2 separate regions of the Homo sapiens genome follow, and region 1 is linked to region 2. Evidence: chromatin loops called from intact Hi-C (ENCODE). Cell type or tissue: prostate gland. All regions are shown on one strand. Links, peaks and the distances in the headings refer to the core of each region. The heading gives the core; the rest is flanking DNA.

Evidence for each region. Peaks named below come from ENCODE experiments on the same cell type or tissue, not always from the same donor. Only the 100,000 strongest peaks of a DNase experiment are listed, where the experiment ranks them.
Region 1: a loop joins it to region 2, with 11 times the contacts of the local background. A loop is called at or near these places in 68 of 110 quality-filtered maps.

The regions. Positions count from the first base shown.
Region 1 is chr5:34,000,080-34,002,884 of GRCh38, forward strand. The region is part of intron 3 of AMACR (alpha-methylacyl-CoA racemase); the gene reads right to left. The region is part of intron 7 of C1QTNF3-AMACR (C1QTNF3-AMACR readthrough (NMD candidate)); the gene reads right to left. Among named protein-coding and RNA genes, the nearest start is that of AMACR, 6.6 kb to the right of the region's middle. In prostate gland, for the core only: no CTCF peak of the experiment used is centred there; a DNase peak (open chromatin) is centred at 1,372; H3K27ac peaks cover 1,001 bases.
Region 2 is chr5:34,464,158-34,466,962 of GRCh38, forward strand. No RefSeq gene overlaps it. Among named protein-coding and RNA genes, the nearest start is that of RAI14-DT, 190 kb to the right of the region's middle. In prostate gland, for the core only: no CTCF peak of the experiment used is centred there; a DNase peak (open chromatin) is centred at 1,335.

The sequences.
Region 1 (2,805 bases), core at 249-2,748, 460 kb before region 2:
AAAGCTTTTCCTTCCAATTTTGCATAAATATTACCTTGTATTTGAAACACTATTGAGGAAAACCTTTGTTCTGCATGGTTCTCCTCTCCTCTTAATTTGTGCTGACTCATACAAAACCAACAAGTTAGCACCTTCAATAAGCAAGTGCCTGCTTTCCGCTCAAGCTTTACTTCTCTCAGAGCCTAACGCCGAATCAATAGGGCGGTAATAGATGAACTGGAAGCAAGCTTGTCATACAGTGCAAGAGAGAGTTTTAGCAGAGAGTTCTGAATACTGTTTATCTGGCTTTCATGTTCAGGCCAAAGAATGTGAGAAGTTTTTACACACTGTAGTGAGTCGACCTAGAAACAAAGTATTTTTGTTCTGCTTCATCATAAATGAAATGCAATCTGAAATTTTAAGCAAGTTTTTAAAAATATAGGGTCTTTTTTTTTTTGAAATGGAGTGTCACTCTGTTGCCCAGGTTGGAGTGCAGTGGCACAATCTCAGCTCACCGTAACCTCCACCTCCAAGGTTCAAGCGATTCTCCTGCCTCAGATTCCCGAGTAGCGGGATTACAGGTGCCTACCACACCCAGCTAATTTTTGCGTAAAAACTATGGATATTTTTAACTTATCTCTGTAACTCAGGATTTTCCTAACATCCAGTCAAAATGAAATACAGTAATAAACTGAATACTGAAAGCGATGAGACAATCACCCATAAACTCTAACTTCCAGTGTTTGTGTTTAGCAGAACAGCTTCGTTGGTCTGACAAAATAATATATAAATATTGAATATGTAAACATAAAATGTTTTATGCTAATAAAATACCCCTTTAATCTCTTTTATATGTTGAACGCCCTGATGAGACTGCTGAAAAATAGACGTGTTAACAGAGTTACAGATCCAGTTGGGTCCACTCAGGACAAAAACAAGCTCTGGTCTAATCCTTAGCATCAGAGGAGGTACAGGACAAGAAATACAGCAGGAACCCTCCTCGTCTCATCATAAGGCCTGGCAGTGGCTACCCTGGCACACGGCTTCTCTTGCCCCATCACTCATATACCATGCATGCGAGTGAAGAGCCCCCTGACACAGGGAAACCGCAGCCTCAATTTGCCACCAACCTTTGATACTGTTAAAAGAAAAACTTTAGACGAATTAATTTAAGAGTTTAACTGAGCAACGAATGACTCATGAATTGGGCAGTCTGTGGAACCAGACTAGGTTCAGAGCGACTAGTGTAGCCCTGGGGCCAAAGAGGACTTATGGACGGAAAATGATGTACAGAAAACAGAAGTGAGGTACAGAAACAGCCGGATTGGTTACAAGTGGGCCTTTGCCTTGTTTGAACATGGTTTGAACAGCTGGCCGCCTGTGATTAGTTGAAGTACGGCTGCTGTGATTGGCTGAGACTTGCTGCTTGTTACAAAAGCAGGTTACAGTCTGTTTACACATCCAGTTAGGTCACAGCTCATTATGTAAGAGAAACCTTTAGGTGGAACTTAAAATACGTAAGGGGGCAGCTTTATGCTACAGTTAATTTAACAACGCTGTGCTCATCATGTGGGCTCAGATTGAGTGTAAATACAGCAAAACGCACTCCATATTCCAGAGTTATCTTAACTACAGTTTCCAAGGAAACAGCACTACAATAAGGCAGCCTCCAGCTCTTCACAGGCAGGCCCAGGTCTGGAATTCTGCTGCTAAACACTGTGAAAACTTTCGGCCCATTAGAAGGTATCTGCCTTCCCCTAATCAGCTTCTGCAATTGCCTGTGTCACAAGGGGTCCTAGTGATGAAGTAATGACTATGATTTACTGATTCTTTTAGCCTTGTGTAATTAGCAAACACTTACTAGCCCCTAATGGAAATATGAACCCAGAAGAAAGATTACAACATTTTCACATACCCTAAAACCTTACTATCTTCTTTATTTAATTTATTTATTTTGAAACACGGTCTCACTCTGTCACCCAGGCTGAAGTGTAGTAGTGTGGTCTCGGCTCACTGCAACCTCTGCCTCCTGGGTTCAAGCAATTCTCATGCCTCAGCCTCCCAGGGAGCTGGGACTGCAGACGCGTACCACCAAGCCCAGCTACTTTTTTGTATTTTAGTAGAGATGGGGTTTCACCATGTTGGCCAGGCTGGTCTCGAACTCCTGACCTCAGGTGATCCACCCACCTCAGCCTCCCAAAGTGCTGGGATTACAGGCGTGAGCCACCATGCCCAGCCAACCTTACTATCTTCTAATCATTATATAATTCTGATTAGCTACATTCTGCTGAAAGCAGCAATCACCTTTTATTTATATTTGATGATAATCAATTGCATCTCTTCAGTAAATTATTCAAATTATTACTAGAGAAGTATCTAGGCTCAAATTCTCCTTAACACTCCCAAGACTCCATGTTTGCTCTTAGTTCATTCCTTTTGGACCCCAGGGACCATGCTCTTGGGGCAGCAGGGGAAGTTGTTGAAAGCAGTGGCTTTAGGGTCCAACTGCCTGGGGCAGTGCTTCGGACCCTTTCCCGTCATCTGCTTTAGAGGAAGGCAGTTAACCTCGCCAAGCCTTCAAGTCTTCAATGCCAATGATAGTAGCACGTCTCCCTCAGGGAACTGTGTGGATCACAGAAGCCCTGTGGAAGGTACCGGTCTTGAGTTTGGCGGGTACTGGTATAAATCCGGTGCTGCTATCTCATGCAGCGACTATGCCATGAGTACGCCAAGAGCTGGCCCACAAAAGATAAACCACACTCCCCTGCTGCTGGTACACACTTCAGAGAGGGCACACTGGAAAGTGTGAGATGTGCCCTGATGACA
Region 2 (2,805 bases), core at 63-2,562:
TGAGTTGTTCAGGATGGCTGACTGGATTGTCTGTTGTAAAGGAGTTAGTGGGGTTATTTTTTTTTCTTTGATGACTGGATGTGTTAGTTGTTTCCTGCTGTGGTGTTTTCTCAGTAAATTTCTCTGTCTCGTTGTCGCATGCATCTTCAGGACACAATTTCAGGTGTCTAGTAGGAATCCAAACAGGAGACTGATGTTCACCTGGGGAAACACAAGCATAGCCTCTTCCCCACGTTAAAATAGAAACTTTCAACCATATATTAGATTGAACATCTTTCCACCATACTTCCTGTCCTTGGTTTACCATAGGGTGGTTACCAGAGGAATGTGTTTTGGCAGCAATAACAGAACTAGATTTAGGAATATTAAGAAAATTTAACGTGAGCAATGCCAAGTTTAGTTGTATGTGAGGCGTAGACAACTCCTTATCCCCCTCTTTTTGTTTACGTATTGTAATTTTAAAGTTCTGTTACTTCCTTCTATAATAGCTTGACCTTGTGGGTTATAAAGAATACCAGTAATATGTTTAATATGCCACTGATCAAGAAAATTTTTAAAAGCTTTACTGCTATATGCTGGACCATTGTCTGTTTTGAGCTCACTAGGAATTCCCATAACCACAAAACATGAAAACATATGTTTTTTAATGTGAGAAGTGGCTTCTCTTGTTTGACAGGTAGCCCAGATGAAATTGGAAAAGGTGTCAACGGTGACATGCACATAAGCTAATTTTCCAAAAGAAGGAAAATGAGTAACGTCCATTTGCCAAACAATATTAGGAGAAAGGCCTCATGGATTAACTCAGGAAGATTGTGTGGGTAAGACAAGAACCTGACATTGAGAACAGTGTTGTACAACGTGTTTAGCCTGTTTCCAACTGAGACAATATTTATGTTTAAGACTTGAGGCATTAGTGTGAGTGAGTTGATGAAATTGTTCTGCATCTGCAATGGCTAGAGAAACTAGAGTATCAACTTTATGATTACCACTAGATAAAGGTCCAGGCAAATTAGTATGAGAATGAATGTGAGTGATGACAAAAGGGTGGTTTCGGTTTCTGACAGTTTTTTATAATAAAGAGAACAAGGAAAACAGATTAGTGTCAGCAATATTTTTGATGGTAGCTGTTTCTATTGCCTTAGTGGCATGGACTACATAAGCTGAGTCAGAGACAATATTAAGAGGCTGATCAAAATCCTGTAATGCAGAGATAACAGCAAACAACTCGGCTTTTTGAGCAGAAGTGTATGGAGTAGAAATGACTTTATCTTTTGGTCCTACATACCCTGCCTTTCCATTACTGGATCCATCAGTAAAAATGGTAACGGCTCCCTCTAGTGGTGATGAACGAGTAAGTTTTAGTAGAATCCAGGAAGTATTTCATAGCAATTGAAAGAATTTTGACTTAGGCAAATGATTATCAATAGTGGCAATGAAGTCAGCCAGATTAGTCTGCCAGCACAAAGATGTAGAAAAGGCATTTTTAACTTCATTTTTTGACAAAGGGACCACAATAATGTTTGGATCAAAGCCGGAAATTTTAGTGATATGTTGACATCCTAACCGAATTAAAGTGGCCGTTTGATCAAGATATATTGAAAGAGTTTTACAGGCTGAATTAGGAAGAAATACCCATTCAACTAGAGAATCATTTTGTACTATAAGTCCCCTAGGAGAGTGGATGGAAGGAAAAACTAAAAATTGTAAAGGCAAATTTGGGTCAATACGAGAGACTTGTGCCTCTCTCGCTCGTTGTTCTACAGAAGACAACTCTTGTTTTACTGGTTCAGATAGAGAGTGAGGACTGTTTAAATCTGTATCTCCTGATAAAGTGGCAAATAGATGAGATAATGCATAAGTAGGGATGCCTAGAGTTGGTCTGAGATAATTGATGTTACCCAGTAAATTTCAAAAAATCATTTAAGGTGTTTAAATTGTCAGTACGAAGTTGGACTTTTGGAGGCTTAATGGAGTGAGCTTCTAGCTGCATTCCTAAGTACAGAAAAGGAGTGGCTTTTTGAATTTTATCAGGAGTGATGTAGAGTCCTGCATTGGCAACAGCTAATTTTAAAGAGGGAAAACGTTGAATTAATTCATCTTTAGTGGGAGCAGCAATCAGTATATCATCCATATAATGAAGAATGTAATTATTTTTTAAAGTCTGTCAGATAGGTTGTAACACAGTACCAACAAACAACTGACAAATAGTAGGACTGTTAATCATTCCTTGAGGTAAAACTTTCCGTTGATATCTAGCTGTGGGAGCTGAATTGTTAATGGAAGGTATAGTGAAAGCAAATTTTTCACAGTCTGACTTGTCTAAAGGAATATGAAAAAAGCAATTTTAAAGTCAATGATAATTAAAGGCCATTCCTTAGGAATCATGGAGGGGGAAGGCATGCCGGATTGTAATGCCCCCATAGGTTAATAACTGCATTAACAGCTCTTAAGTCTGTTACCATCCTCCATTTTCCTGACCTTTTTTGTACAACAAACATGGGCGAGTTCCATGGAGACAAGGAGGGCTCAATAGTGTTTGCTTGTAGTAAATCATTAACAATTTCAGTTAAAGCCTCCAACTTGTGTTTGGAAAGTGGCCACTGCTCTACCCAAACAGGTGACTCACACATCCATTGTGCAGGGGCAGAGGAAGAGAAGGAGAGTGAGGGCACTGGGATGTGGACTGGGGGGAAGCAGGATTCCAAACCTCTGAAAGAAGGGGTCCCGGAGCATCAAAAGAAACAGTAGGCTTAGAAGAGGGGAGAAGTCCAAAAGGACGAGAGGAACAAGAAACAAGCCATTCAG